Linked DNA regions of Mus musculus: region 1 is linked to region 2. Evidence: chromatin loops called from intact Hi-C (ENCODE). Cell type or tissue: left cerebral cortex. All regions are shown on one strand.

Region 1 (8,000 bases), 56 kb after region 2:
AATCGGATAATGACATAGAAAATGAAGATGATGAAGAAGAAAAGTTTCTAGTGACAATGAATGAGGTAGTGAGCTCCCCATCACTGCAGGCATGCAAGTAGATGCTGGATGCTAAACATGAGACTTCCTTTTCTTTATCAACATCGATGTTTTTTCAACACTATGCTTACCCCACTCACTGTTCTTTTTGAATGTTAAAGTTGCTGAAGCAATTCTGGGCTACCATGAGGGTTATTTTTTGTTTGATCGTTTGCCCCCTGATCCCTTTCCTCCCACCCTCTCACCCCCATTTAAGATTTGGCACATGCACTTAAATTCTTGTAGAAGTAATTCCTGTGGCAGAAAGGTGTTCCTGTGGGGACACAGAACAACCTACTTCCAGATAAGTTAGTGCTTTATACTGTGTAGCTGGAGTTGAGCCTGCATGAAAAAATGTAGGGACAAGTATAAGTGAAGATGCAGGATGTGGTGGTTCACCTTGGCTGTGAACTTGATGGGATCTGTGTGGGTTTGTTTCCTTGAAGGATTCGTTGAGATGGAAAGACCCTCTCCGAGGTGGGCAGAGCCTTTCCCAAGGGGCCCAGGTGTAAAGAGGACCAAAGGAAAAGTGGTGCTGCTTCATCTGTGTGCCTTTGCTCCATGCTGACCTGTGCATCTGCTTTACTGTTGCCGCCGCTGCTGCTGTTGCTGCCACCATCCTCCAAAGACATCCAGACTCAGCTTCTTTAGCCTTCCTATGCAGTCTGAGGACAGCAGCTCTGCAGCGACCTCCAGGCCTGCATTGTGATTGCCGAGGCATCCAGTCTGTGGACTGAGCATCTAACAAGTTCTCAGCCTCTCCAGTACACAAGACAACCATTGCTCGACTACCCACCATGCGCGGTGTAGGCCAATCTAATAACCCCTGTGTATTAAGCTCATTCTATTGGGTTTATTCTTCTAGAGAGCCCTAATGCACACTGTGGACTTTTTCTGGATAATGAACACATGTCTGCTTACCCCAGAGAGGACAGCAACAAAGACCAAAGAACTGTCCCACTGGAACGGAGCCTGGTGGGTCAAGAATCTTGTTCATTTAGAGGTGTGTGTGTGTGTGTGTGTGTGTGTGTGTGTGTGTGTGTGTGTGTATGTGTGTGTTCATGTATGTCTTTGTGTGTATTCATATGACATCAGACACCTTCCCCAGTCACTCTCCACTTCGTTTTCTTAGTCTTTTATTGAACTAGGGTATATCAACTGACTAGAGTGGCTGGCCTGAGATTCTCCTGTCTCCATACCCCAGTGCTGGGACTCTAAGGGGTGTCAATCACTTACCCACTAAGCCATCTCTCCAGCCCTACAATGACTTTTAATCAGAGTTTATGGGAACCAGAGCAGCACACAAGTTCCTCTGAAGCAGACGTCTCAGTCTCGCAGCCACTGACCGCTTATGCATCTCCATGCGTCCCACATCCCCACCTCCCACACAGTGAGACAGAGATGGGGCCCACTTTTGTGTAGGTGTCCTGTGGTTAATCACACATGCTGAGAGTTCAAGAGGACGATGGTCATGTGATAGCCAGAGGATAGCACTCCACGTAGACGTGCGCGTTAGATTCTCTGTGTGCAGCCTCGTGAGAGAGCAGATGCAGCTGTGTCGTGCATCACTCACACCCCGATCTGGGCTGCCTGAAAGGAACCTGCTTTTTCTCTCCGTCACGACACCCCTGCCTGTCCCAGGTCTGTCTGTCTGTCCCTGTCTGTCTGTTCTCTATTATGAAGAACAAGAACACAGATGGGAGAATGGGCCAAAGCGTGTTGGACTCCAGAGTTGCTTGGTGGGGTCTTGGGCTTGGAGCTGGGTTGTAAACAGCTGACCCTGGCAGGGTGGGCCCACGTTCCTTTCCACACAAGCCCTCGGGTCCCTCAGATCACATCCTCTGCGTGGATACATCCTGTGTGTCAAGGCCCACAGGAAGCCTATGAGGAGTGAGTGAGTTATGGGAGGGACACCCGGGGGGCATCAAGCCCATTCATACTTGAGTGCTGGGGACTGAAGGCCGAGAGGGAGAACTCTGGACAGTCGCGTGGGAGCAGTGCAGTTACTTCCTGTGGAGACCCTCAGCTCCTCCTGTGGCGTCTACCCCTCTGATGTCCCAGTTCCTCCGGTGGCAGCTTCCTCTCCCCCTTTAAACTCTGCCAAGGTCCTGCCCTCTTCTCTATAAGATAGTTCCTTAAGTTTGAGTGCCCTCCTCCCATTCTTACAAATCTGCAGTTACCCTTTTAGGGTGTCCCAGTCTGACTTTCCAGTTTAATCTCCACCCTTCCTAGGCACTGCCATGGACATCATATCTAGAACCTTCTATAGGAAGGCTCCCATTCCCCTCTCTGCTATGATTCACCTAAGACTAAAATGGTCGGCCTCATAGGATCTCATATCCTTTCTCCAAGGCAGCACACCCAGTGACTGGTTTAGCCTGCGTGGCTTGATTTGCAGAAAAGAACATGGAAGCCCCTATGTCCAGGACCCTTACCGGGCTGTATCTTGCTGAAATCCAACACTTGTCCCCACTCACACCCTCCAGCTTGTCCTGCCCTGCCCTCTCTGGAATTTGACTTTAATGAGTGGCACCTCTTGATCTGACTTGTTCTGAGACTCCCAGTTAGGTTAGGCTGATGGGGGGTCTCAAGTGGCATCAAAAAAACAATGGAAGCCGGGAGTGTAAGGGCTAATGGGTGGCCCAGCAGGAGTCAGAGAGCCAATAGGAGCCAGCAGGGGTCTAAGGACCAATAGGAGGCCAACAGGATTCAGAAAGCCAATAGGAGCCCAGCAGGAAGCAGAGGGCCAAAAGGACCCCAGAAGGTATCAGAGGGCCAGGATATCAGCAGATGTAAAAAGGCCAATGGTAGGTCTCAGCAGGCACTGGAGGGCTAATGAGAGGTCTCAGCAGGGGTCGGAGGGTAACAGGAGCCCATCAGGCACCAGAAGGCCTAAGAGAGGCCCCAGCAGGAGTCTGAGGGCAAGGAAGAGGAAGAGTTAAAAGTTAAGGATCTTTCTGCTTGGCTCCTCTTTCCTTGTTTGGATCCCAGCCCTGTCCAGCTTGGCTCCTCCAGTTGCCCTCAAGAGCACCTGGTGGTGGTTCTGACTCCCACCATTGCTCGTCCTTGGGGGTCTCATTAGCCCAATTGATTCCCCAAGCCTTGCCCAAAATACTTGTGTGAAGTTTGCTTTCTTCTGATTCCTCCCAACATGCCACGTCTCCTTCAGGGCCCTACACTGTAGAACTCTCCCTTTGCAGGTACAGGTCTCCTAAGGATAGCCTGATGCCTAGGCTCGCATCTTGTCATGAACCATACAGTTCTTTTACATCATATGGGCGCAGGCCACGAGAGCCCCATGTAAACAGCTCCTTCCCATGACGTCCTCTGGGGCCTCCAGGCTCAGCTCTGGCCCTCGGGTGCCCTCCTTGCTGCTTGGCTACTTGGTTCTGTAACCAGGAAGTCCCCTCATACGCAGCTCCCCACTACTCCTGGATAGAGAAGCTGAGCTGTCTCAGCTCCTTCAAGGTTAGGAATGACAACCTGTCTATGCCCTGGCCTAGAGCCTGGAGCCGGCCTCATCCTGTGCAGGTGCTGAGTGTGCGTCTTGGGTGGACACCGCCCCGAGTGCTGAGCAGGCTGCAGGGCCTGGAATGTGCTGAGCTCAGCAGTTTGGACAGTACAACTTCACTAGAAACTGGGAGTCATATCTATTCTGCAAGGCCCAAGTGGAATTTTCCATTTGGGATGCAGATCTGAAAGGCAGGACCATATATTGTGGCTTATTCACCCACCCATCCACCTTGGGCTGTGTACAGAGGGTCTGGAGGCCTCGCACCTCCCTGGAAGGTCTCAGAACTATAGCCTGCATCAGTGAGCCATCCGCATGGTTGAATGAGGACACCTGCTGCCTGTGATGTGTCACTGAGTGCCTGGTGTCCAAAGGGGAGTCTAGAGAGGAGTCTATGTCACCTTTGTCCGGGTGATTAGAGGAGGGCCTAAGTAGAAACTCCAGAGCAGTCCAGAGGGAGGCAGAAGAGAGAGTGGAGAAGGCAGACCACCTAGGATAGATGGAAAAGGAAATGGCGGTGGGGTTCCCGGTCACAGACTCAACCTAATGAACTCTCCCTGCAGACTGATGAACTGCACAGGCGTGCCACAGGGGAAGCCCAGGTGGCAAGCAGCCATAAGATGTCCTAGAAATATGGGCAGCTTTAGGACCTGAGGGTGTTTAGGACCAGTGCCTTTAGTGCCCCCATCCCTCTAGTCCCTCACTCATGCCAGGACATTACTTCAGGCCACTGGTGTAGACTTAAAGGCATAGTTATAAGCAATGTGTGGGTAAGTATAATAAGACACAGAGAGGTCAAGACAGCCACCCAAGATCACACAGCTAGAAAACACTGAACTCAGGACCTAACTTTAGTCTGATTTCTTCCTATGGTCCACAATAGCAAGAGAAAGCCAGGTTCCTCTGCAAGGGGCCAGAGCATAAATATTTAGTTTTCACAGGCCTTCTGGGCTCTGTCCCAACTAAGTTCTGCTGTTGTATTACAAGAGAAGCCGTAGGCAACACAAGAAGCAGTGAGTGCGGCTGTGTGCTAATCACTTTTTCTAGACCAGGAGCTGGACTCGCAGATGCCAGTCATGGCTGGCAGAGCCTGCCCTAGAGCCCGTGGTTCTGTGCTCACTGCAGGCTGTGAGGGAGAGGGAACCACACAGACCTGGAGTCCCATGGTTCTACTTGTTGTAGCCCTCTGTCCTGGCCACTCCAGGTGAACAAGAGAATTCTTCTTTAAAAAAAAAAAAAGGTACCTCCACGGCTTACCCCAGGTGGGTTGTAAATTTAAAAGTAAGATCATTCGCGCCAGGTGTGAGGGGCAGTGGTCACTATCAGGGATATGATCAAAGAGAGGATAAGACAGATAACTTCGGGTTCAGTTACTGCAGGGCAAGCCACAGTAATGCCATTGACCTAAACCCAAGAGGTGTGGTCTCTCTGCAGGAACAAGCTAACCTGCACCCTGTGAAACCCCAAAGGGATGCGCAGAAGCCTCTGGTGGGAGAGATCTTTTCACTACTCCCGGGAAGGAGCAGCTGTGGCAGCTTGGTAACTCCCCAGAGAGGGCCAGAGGCAGCTGTTCACAGGCTGGGCACAGCAAATTGTGTGATATGCTGGGTTCTGGGGCAGGCCGCCAAGCCAACCTGGGGCGCCTCTGCACCCCACCCCTCCACCGCCTGCTGCCTTACTGCTGATTCACAAGCAAGGCCAGGATATGCCAGAAGGATCCGAAACGGCTCTCCAGTGAAACACACTGCTGCTGAGAGGGACACATGGGGACCAGGAGGCCGGGAGCAGCTTCTGCTGTTTCCACACGAAGGTCGTGACCTTGGCAGGGCAGGGAGGATGTGGGAAGCTCCATCAATATCACTGGAGGCCTGGATATGGATCAGGTTGCCAGAGCCTGGCAGCCATGTTTGGCGGAAGAATCACTCCTCAGAGGGGATGCTAACTTGGGATTTGAGAGGGAGAGGGGACATGCCCAGAAAAACAACAACAAAACAAAACAAAACAAAAGGCTAAATTATAAAGCCAGATGATGTGATGAGGGCCAGCATAGGGCAAGACATTAAAAGAGGGCCACGGAACAGGAGTCGCCTAAGACGTCTCATCTGCCTGAACACCACTGTGCAAAGCGAGAGGCCGTTTTAACGATGGAAGACAGGATAGCTGAGCACAGATGTCCACCTCCCACCTAAGCTACCCCCTTCTGCAAGTGACAGAAAGGACCCTGCAAGGTAGTTACAAAAATAGGAGAATCTGCTTCAGTGTTGGAAAAAGAGGAGCGAGAAGCATCAACATGCCAGCAATTTTGAGGAATTTCAGAGAGGTACGATGCCAAGGAAACCAGATTGAAGGCTGACTCACAGCCCTGCTTCCTGAGCAGGGGGCACTGTGCTGTGGGGAGGGAGAGTGTACTGGGGCTGGGGGCAGTCACTGACCACATAGCCTACCATGTGCAGCTAGGCACCAGAGGACAGGCTGGGCCACAGCAGGGTGCTGCTCAGGAAGAAAGACGCTGGGCTGCGGCAGGGGGTACGGACCCACTTGGAGGAGCCCCCTTCTCATCACATGGCCCACCTGCCTTCAGCAATGGTTTGGCTATGCTGTCCAATAACAAGCAAGCAGAGCTGTCCAAATCTAGTTTCTCCACGGTGTCATGCCAGACACCACAGGCAAAAGAGCAAGGGCAGAGGCCAAGAGTGACCCTGAACATCTGGAGCAGCTGTTTCCCACCTACAAGGAGAAACCATGAGTAGCTGAGACAGTTCAGCACCATGTGACTCCTTGGCCCTCAGCTCTCTGTCCCTGGCTTTGAGTTTTGTCTTAGACTCAAGTGAAAGTTCAGCAGAGGCAGCTAAAACCATGGAGACCCACGGAAAGTTCATGGATGCCAGGGCGTCCCAGGTCAGGGAGGATTCGGAAGCCATGAGCCGTAAAAACAGACAGTGAACATGAGCAGAGGAAGGGCTTCATCAACGAACAGATTTGCTACCGGAAGTAAAAGGAAACTGTCACATCAGTTCTGTGCTTCACAGATGAAAGCAAACCAGAACTCTAAAATGCTGGAAATGATACAGTGAAAGAAACTGAAATTCAAAGGACCCCAGCAGAGCTGAGAAAATGACGGCAGGAGATGAATTAAATTACTGAATCTGAGAGTTAAAGACACATTAGAGGCAGCCAGAAGCAAACCTTAGTTACAGAGCACTGACAGCTGTGTGCAAGATAACCTGAGATCTCTGGGAGGTAACGTCTCCTGGACATCAGTGAGGGTGGAGATTGGGATGCCAGAGTGAGAAGAGCAGCAGAGAGGAACAACAGAGACTCATTCTGGAACTAGGGGCTCCCAAGGGGGCGGTGTAAGTGTGAATTCTGGAATTTGGTTTCTTAAAAACACTGACATATAAGAATGTGGTTTCATTTTAACCTCAGGTGTGCGGATATGGGGCTGCTTCAGACTGTCTTCAGCAACTGACTATGATTTGCCTCGTGCTGTAGCATAGTGGGGGTGTTGCCAGCTGCGGATAGTTTCTGCGGCTTTGGGACATCTGGAATTCTGGAAACTTTTCAGGGGGTGTATAAATGTTAGAGCCTCATAGGCGGTGTGGGTGGTTGTTGGTCATTCAGGGGCGTTGGTTGTGATTTGTTAGTTGTGCTCAAAGAAGAAAAAAGAAGGAAATTATTTAGTGATTCATTCTCTCTCTCTCTCTCTCTCTCTCTCTCTCTCTCTCCTATATAGTGATAGAGCATAAAGGGGGGATGGGCGGAGATAAAGGATGGGAAAAAGAAGTCACAAAGTAACAAAGGGAGGAGCACTCATAGGGATAAAGGGTAAGAAAAAGAGGAAGCCACAAAGTAGCAAAGAGCAGCTGCCAGGGCGAGTGTTGGTGATTTTTTTTCTGTAACTATGACAATACTTGACAAAAGCAACTTAAGGAAGGAAGGAAGGAAGGAGGAGGGAGGGAAGGAAGGAGGAAGGGAGGGAGGGAAGGAGGGAGGAAGGGAATACAGGAATTCAGTTCATGTGGCAGGGAAGGCAGCTGGTCTGCAGTCAGGAAGCAGTGACCAGTGCTGATAGCCTGTTGCTTAGCTGGCTTCCTCCTTTTTATTCAGTTCAGGGGCACAGTTTATGGACTGGACCCAGCCATGTTTCCACGGGACCACCCTCCTCAATTCAACGTCTCAGGATGCTAAGAAGCATGCACCTTAGGTGGCTCTGAATCTGCCCAGGCTGACATTGAATATCAACCCTGCAAGGTCTTAGAGCAAAAGAGAAACAATGAAAGATCTAATGGAAGAAAACTTTCATACTAGGAAGACCAAAGTCTTCAAACAAAAGCTGCCGTTGTGTTTTAGGAAAAGCACATGAATATCACACAAGTTTACCAATCATGCTTATTGTCACTGTATTCACTAC
Region 2 (8,000 bases):
AGCACTTTCTCTGTAATACTTGATTTTGAATATGAAAGGCTTTTCATGTTGGCCTCTACCCTGTGTTAGGCAGCCTCCCACACATCCAGGACAAAATTACATAATATCTTCAACTGGACTGTGACCAGCAGGGGTCCAAGGTAGATCTGAGACCTCCAGGAGAGAACTGGAGGAGCAAGTCTTCCTGGCTCAGAATTAGATCTATCAAAACTGACTGAGAAGCCAGGAAAGGTTGCTCAGGTCAATAATGCCAGTTATTTGTGAGGATGAGCCAAGAAGACCTAAATTCAAGGCCAACGTAGTTTCTTCAGTGAGTTCAAGGCCAGTCCAGGCCTTATAAGACCTTGTCTTGAAGTGAAAACTAAGAAAAGGTCGGAGATGCAGCTAAGTGGGACACATTATGGCCAGCATGCTTGGCTGTCTAAGTAGAATCCTCAGGACCACAAAGAAGATAAAAGAGAGAGCCTACCCGAGCCGGGGTAGTCTGGTTAGCTTTTTGTCCACTTGATATAAGGTAGAGTTATCTATGAAGAGGAACTCCAACTGAGGAAATGCTTCTATAAGTTTGTTCTGTAGACTGTTTTCTTATTTAATGACTGCCGAGGGTGGTGCCCCACCTGGGAAGGTAGTCATGCATTATATAAGAAAGCAGGCTGGCAAGCTATGGGGAGCAAGCTAGTAAGCAGCCTTCTTCCATGGCTTCTGCATCAGCTCGGTCTCCAGGTTCCTTCCTGCCTTGAGTTCTTGCCCTGACTTCCCTTCACAGCCGTAAGCTGTAAGCTGAAATAACCCCTCTCCTCCCCATGTTGCTTTCTGTCATGGTGTTTTATCATAGTAATTGAAAGCAAGCTAAGACAGGGGAAGATGGTTCATGTTGGCTGAGGGCCTGGTGGTGCCAGGAACCGTATCAGACAGGGAAGGTCACCATTGGTGGTCATGGTCCCTAATGAAGCAATGTTATGTATTTAAATCTCTTCTCAAGGTTGGTGGTGAGTCAATTGATTGGATGAGAACACAGGCTGCCAGGCCTGAGGATCTGAGTCCAATCCCTGGAGCCCACAGTGTATAGGGGAGGACTGACTTCCATAGGTTGTCCTCTGAGCCCCCACATACTTGTACTATGGTTTGTGCAACACCTCCCTCCTTCACAACACAAAATAAAGTAACTTTTAAAGTCGAACGTGAGGACTTGTCATGCAACCCTCTTTGTAACATGACTACACTGATTTTTTTTTTTGCAAACCCATGCATTATTAATCTTCTTATGCTGTTGAATATCTTTCCAGAACAATTGGTTTTAATGGCTGCCAATAATTCCACCGTCTGGGCATATCAAAATCTACCTAACCTAGTGCCCTCCACTGGGAATTCAGGTTGTGCCCAGTTTTTCCTCTCCTTCTTCTGAGAAGCCAGGTTGTCATAAATGTTCCCTGCTTGTCCTGTCTCACAGCGGCTTCCAAAGGCCAGCTGCCCATCTCCTCCTGGGTTCCAGGTCACAGAAGATGCAAAACACCCAGAGAGTCCTCATCCGCATTTGGGAGAAGTGCCCTGCCCACCTGCTCCAGCATGTCTGTCTTTCTAAAAACGGCCTGGCCCCAAGATCTAGCCCACTGCCTGGCCCCAAGGTCTAGCCCACTGCCTGGCCCCAAGGTCTAGCCCACAGCCTGGCCCCAAGGTCTAGCCCACTGCCTGACTGTGAGGCCAGTGCTGGAGACTAGGAGCACCTTTGAAGTTTAATCACTGTGGCAGAGAGGTGAGGTTAGCCATAAAGGCACACACTCACAATGCCAAAGCAGAATTTCCCTGAGTTCAAGGCCACCCTAGGCTATATAGCCAGAGTCTTGTTGCCAGAGGACCAAAAGGAGCATGTGGTGGCAAGGAGGGAGGGGGAGAGAGATTGCAAATGTGCTACTTGATCAACAGCCACATTTGAAAGGTGATCAAAGGGAAGATGTGGCCCCGAGACAATGCTTGCCTGATATGCACCGGGCCTTCATCGCCAGCACTGTACTGTCTTCTCCGCAGAAAGATGAAAAGAAAAATTGGTACTGATAGTATATCCAAAGAATCTGTTTATATGTGTGTGTATGTGAACTACATGTATGAAGGTGTCCGTGGAGGCTGGAAGAAGGCTTTAGATCCTTCGGAGTTGGAGTCATAAGCACCTGTGGGTCAGCTGATGGCAGGGGTGGGGTAGGGTGGGAACTAAACCTAGGTCTTCCGAAAAAGCAACGAGTGTTCTTAGCTGTTGACCCATTTCTCAGGCCTATGTTGTTAGCACATTTTCTCAAACTCGGTACATCTAAAAACGATGGCATTTCGATGGCGACCATATAAAATATGATGTGGTACACTTTTATTTAAAATTTTACAGTTATGTATTTCATTTCTGCGTGTGACAGACATGTGCCACAGTACATGTGTGTGGGTCAGTGGACAACCCGTGGGAGTTGGTTCTCTCCCTCTGCCATGTGGATTGTAGAGAGTACACTCAGGGTATCAGACTTGGTAGCAAAGCCCTCTACTTGCTGAGCTGTATCACCCGTCCCACCTTTACCTTGTGTGATGATACAATGTCGGTTGGGCTCAAACTCATGATTTTTCTTGCCTTGGCTTCTTGAGTAGTGGGGATTACAGGTGCACACGCCGGCTTAGACATTTTCATATGTGTGTACTGAGTGTGATCCAGCACACAGTGTACACTTTGGGCTGTGCTATATGTCAGTGCTTCTGAATAGAGCCTGGGCTTGACCAAGCAGCGACATGCATGTGAGAGTGTCTGTTCCCTTCGGAACCCTTGGTGAATGCAGACCTGGACTGTGGAGGCCCTCACTGGAAGGCATTTTTACTGTGAAGTTCTGATTCCTCCTGTTGGGTAAACCTAAATCAACCAATCAGTCAACCAACCATTCTCACCACCACCACCATTGTCATCATCACATCATCACCACCACCACCACCACCACCACCACCACCACCACCACACCACCACCACCACCATCACCACCACCAATCAGTCAATAATAAAGTGGTATCCCCACAGTTTGCTATGTGCCTTTCTCAGCTTGTCTTCCGAGGGTCCCACACAAGGGTGCTTGGTCACTGGTCTCACTTTGCAGAAGAGAATATAAACACTGGACTTTAGCCACCCAAGAGTAGTCATGTTTTTTTCCCCCCTAGCAAGCTGCCTCTCCTGGTAAGCTAATGGAACCACCCAAACGAAATAATGTCACTTCAGTTTTGCTCAGTACTTTTCTGAAACGCTTTCAGGATCATTTTTGCAACTAGAACATCTCTCAGAGGAAGAAAACTAGTTCATCACCGTAATCAAGTCTGTCACACAGGATGCGTGATGATGTTTGAAAATATAATCCTGTGAGCATCAGAACCGACAACTCTGAAACATCTCGAGGCTACATCTGCTAATAACGGTCTTTAGCATTCAGGCTGGGCACCCACGTGGGCTGGTGTGATCCATTTCACAGCAGAAATGCCCTAACAAGGCACTTCCTCAAAGAGGAACTGGGCAGAGGAGGGATTTTAATGAGGCCCAATCCCTGCCAGGGTGAAGTGCCGGTGAGGAACAAAGGCCCGAGATGAAACGTGTCTTCTGGAGTCAGATGAGAAGATGGCCCTCACATCAGGAGAGGCAGTGAAAATTGTCAAGGGGTCAGGACTTGTACAAAAAAGGAGCCAACACATTGGGGCCAATCACTTCTGAGATTAAAATGAAGCAGACACCCGAGGTGACCTCTGTGGTCGCTGTTCACGACATCACATTTCCTGCCACCCATTTACTCACCCGCCAAATCACCCACCCGTTCATCCTATCTCTATCCACTCATCTACTTATTGATCTCCATCCACCCACCAATCTTTCATCTACTCACCTACACATGTGTCTGTCTATCCACACACACACTCACCTATCTATCCATCCAACCACCCATCTACCCACAGATTCATATATCCTTCCATCTGTCCATCCATTCATCCCTCGATGTATCCATCTGGCCACATACTCACCCACCCACTCACTGTCCATTTTCCCCATATGTCTCCTCCATGGGGAGGAGATACCGAGAGACAGGCAGGGATGGTGACTGGCTGCCTTTGATGCTCTTGTTCCTTTGTGATCAGCAGAGATGCAGGTGTAAGCCAGACCCTCAAAAAGGCCCTCCCTGGAGGGGTCAGCAGTAGAGGTTTCTGCTGTAAAAGCCCAATGGCATGATGTCAACATGATTGCAAAAGAGAGATGAATCCAAGGACCCCTGCCTTCTGATCTCAGCACCAGGTTTTAGTAACTGGAAACACGAGGATGAGGAGAAAGGGCATTAAACAAAAAGACCATTAACGGTCCAACAAGAGCAATGCAGGCGAAAGCCTCCTATAGCTGCAAGCTGGCCCGGCATCGCTGCTCTGCTGCTGACAGATTTCCCTCACCCCTTTCTCACTCGACTCTGATTCATGTCTTAACCTTTTATGGGATGACCATGGTGGCTTTCAGGATGAAGCAAAGAGAAAGCTCGAAAGAGGTCACGGTTTCCCATTCCTCCACCACACACGAGCTCCTCCGTGATTTCACACATCCACGTACCATCTGTGCCTGGCTTCCCCGAGTGCCTCTAAGAACGTGGAAAAAGAGACCTTGTCTTGCTGCCTTACAGGCAGGATCTGATTTTATATCACACATTAAAATAAACACACGATCATTACAATACTGAATGTGGTCTGGATCCCAGTTAAATGGTCCCATCTTCTACATCTAGGACAGAGGCAGGGAATGTGGCATAGCTAATGGCCTCTTGGGGTTTGAGTTGCTAAGCTGACCAGGGGCTCTGGCCCTTCATTAAGCCATGGCTTCTCCTTTGGTGCTAAACACATGTGCGTGCTAATTTTTAAATCTAAAGGGATGATTAAAAGAGTACTCCAAGGAGCAAATTTGAGGATGCAAAGAGCAGTGTTAATTTAAATGTTAAATGGACCAGTGACTTTAGGCTTCTGTGGAAATCCCCTTTGAAAGATATTTTGAAGCCACTAGAATACAGTGCTAAGTCCCTTCATTTACGACTATAGATATAGTCATAGGTGTGTGAGTGTTTGTGTGCAACCAAATGCAAGGATGTGAATTATTACGGATGGCAAGGGTACAGAGACTACAACTGAACCCGAGTGTGACCGTGCATCCCTGCCCCTGTGATGTGTAGGCAGTGTAACAATTATTCTGAGGCCAGCCTGGGTCACAAAACAAACCCCTGTCTTAAAGCAAACAGCCTTTAAGCGAAGGCATGTGGTCATCTATAGGAGTTCTGGGCTATGTCCAACCGAGCGACCATCCCTGGCTCTTGATGTTAAGTACAGGAGACTGAGAATCTCAGCTAAGTCCCTTGCTGGGAGTTATCTTCTACTCTGAGCAATGGCCTTGTCCAAGGATACCATTCCCAGGGCTGACAGACTAACAGAAAGCTTAGAGGCCCAGGCTTCCCCCATTCCAGCTCCAGGGCTCCCTTCAGATACTGCAGGCTTAGTAGCAATGGCTCTGTGGTCCCCACACTCACTTCCTTATAGGCATATGTCTGGAATTCAGTCTTACAGACCTGTACATGGTGAGTGCTCTCTCTCAGCACCTATATGCCAGGGGGCCCAACCTTAAGTGTGAACCCATTACAGATTAGGAAACTTGAGTTCTTGCCAGGTTTATTCAATTCAGCTATCAGGTGACAACATGTCTTTGGAGTACATGCTTTAATGACTCTACATCTCTTAGGGAGACATCCCTCTGCCCCCTCACTGTGGACCCTCTTGCCCTTCCACAGTGTTTTATGCCCCCCCCACCAGATTTTAGGTCTTGACAGGCTGAAGCAGGGACCTGTGGGAGGCTTGAATTCTGTTGAGAAAGAAGAGGGAGGTGGGTGTTGGGGAGGGATAATGAGATTCACAATCTCATGAGCAAATGGGTCTTCGGAGCCTTTCTCACTACTCCCACAGGGGCTGGCAGGAGCCAGGCTTGGAGTGTCACATGGAGAGTGTGCAAGTCACCTCTGCATGAGCACATACAGGCTGGCGACACACATCAGGCCTCAAAGCCTTTCATCATGTCATCTGTAATTATGTCAGCTGTTCTCCTCAGAGCCTAGGAGACCTCTCTCCTGCTCAGCATCCTGGACTAATGTACCTTGACATGTGCACCAAGGGGTTGTCCTAGCCTCAATTAAGGGACTGTGGGGAGAGAGTGTGGAGTTTCTCTGAGAGGCTTTCGCCCAGGTGCTTTCCTGAGTTTTCCACAGCAGTGGGTTATCAATGACGCTTCATTATTTGCTTAAAAATTTGTCACACACACACACACACACACACACACACACACACACACACACACACACACAGAGAGAGAGAGAGAGAGAGAGAGAGAGAGAGAGAGAGAGAGAGAGAGATCTTACTCTATAGGCACAGCTGGCCAGAACCGTGCTGTGTAGACCAGGCTGCCTCAGGCTCACAGAGATCTATCTGTTTCTACCTCCTAAGTGCTGGCATTAAAAGCATTCACCACCCCATCAGACTTCACTCCATTAAAAAAACGTTATCTCATTTTTGTTTATGTGTGTGTGTGTGTGTGTGTGTGTGTGTGTGTGTGTGAGTTATGAGCTGCATGTGTGTGGATACTCATGGTGACCAGCAGAGGGCATCAGATCCTTAGGAGCTGGAGTGACAGGCAGTTGTGACCCACTCAACATGGTTGCTAGGAACCAAACTCAGATTCTCTGGGAAAGCATTAGCTGCTCTCGGCTGCTGAGCCATTGCTCTGGCCTCATGTTTTCACTCTTTTAAAACATACGTTCTAGAGGCTGGGGATATAGCTCCATTAGTAGTGTGCTTCACAGGCATAAAATCCTGGATTTGTTTCCTTGCACCCCATAAATTGGACAGTGGTGGTACCCAGCATCATCCTTGGGTTACATAGCAGGTTTGAAGCCAGCCTAGAATATGTGAAACCCTGTCTCAGAAGCTAAAAAGAGCAGCAAAAGCCTGTATACGTTCTAGGGAGCTCTGTACAAAGCCCCCCTCCCCCCCCCCGGACTATTGGAGGGCGCTCTGGATTTCTTAAGGTTAGGTCGGAAGGACCAAAATTTCTCTCTAAAACTAGTTAGCAAGGCACTTATGGGAGCAAGATACTGTTAATAGAAAATTCAGCTAAGTACAGTCAGCTTGCCTAGAAAATCAAACAAAATCCCCTAAACACCTGAATAACTGCAAAATGGTCTCCAGTAAGGGCTGGTATACAGCTTAGTTGGAGGACTCGTGACTAGCATGTGAGGCTTGGTCCCCAGAGTCACAAAACAAAACACACAAAATGACCCTTCCTAACAGGGAGCTTGTGTGTATCTGCTTCTAGTTGGGACACTGGGAAAGTTCTGGAGCTCGGCAGTGGTGACAGCCTGGCAGTGGTGACAGCCCGGTAATGTGAATGCATGACACGCCATTGAGTTGGAGCGTTTAAACCAGTGGCTCTCAGCCTTTCTCCTGGGTCAATATAGTTCCTCATGCTGTGGCGACCCCCACCCATAAAATTATTTTTGTTGCTACTTGTAACTGTAACTTTGCTACTGTTATGAATTGTAATACAAAGAGCCACATTTCCCGATGGTCTTAGGGGACCCCTCTGAAAGGCTCATTTGACCCCCAAAGGGTCTCAAGTCACAAGCTGAGAACCACTGGGTTAAAACCGAGTTCCTGTCACATTGAAATAAGAATGAAAAAGATTGAAAAGCATGGTCACCAGAGAAACCTCCACGATCTGATAGGCGAGAATAATAGCAAAAGGAGAGGAGACACCTGTGTCCAGGGAGTGAGTGTCAGCTGGCTGGGAGGCCGTTTTGATACTGGTCTGATGGTCCCCAATACCCCTTAAGCGAAAGAGATCATGGGACTCTTAAGGACACAAAGAAATAAGAAGCCAAGACTTGGGGCTGTAGAATGCCCCGCCCCTCTGTGGACCAGGTGAA

Evidence for each region. Peaks named below come from ENCODE experiments on the same cell type or tissue, not always from the same donor. Only the 100,000 strongest peaks of a DNase experiment are listed, where the experiment ranks them.
Region 1: it touches region 2 in a loop (7-fold over the local background); 3 of 42 quality-filtered maps call a loop at or near these places.

What each region holds. Positions count from the first base shown.
Region 1 is chr4:46,822,393-46,830,392 of GRCm38, forward strand. All of the region lies in intron 3 of Gabbr2 (gamma-aminobutyric acid (GABA) B receptor, 2), which reads right to left. Among named protein-coding and RNA genes, the nearest start is that of Gm32208, 23 kb to the right of the region's middle. In left cerebral cortex, a CTCF peak has its summit at 3,941; DNase peaks (open chromatin) are centred at 1,545, 3,716, 4,649, 5,226 and 2 more places; H3K27ac peaks cover 6,707 bases.
Region 2 is chr4:46,766,757-46,774,756 of GRCm38, forward strand. All of the region lies in intron 7 of Gabbr2 (gamma-aminobutyric acid (GABA) B receptor, 2), which reads right to left. Among named protein-coding and RNA genes, the nearest start is that of Gm32208, 79 kb to the right of the region's middle. In left cerebral cortex, a CTCF peak has its summit at 6,685 (motif pointing right); DNase peaks (open chromatin) are centred at 3,461, 4,022, 4,574 and 5,982; H3K27ac peaks cover 4,544 bases.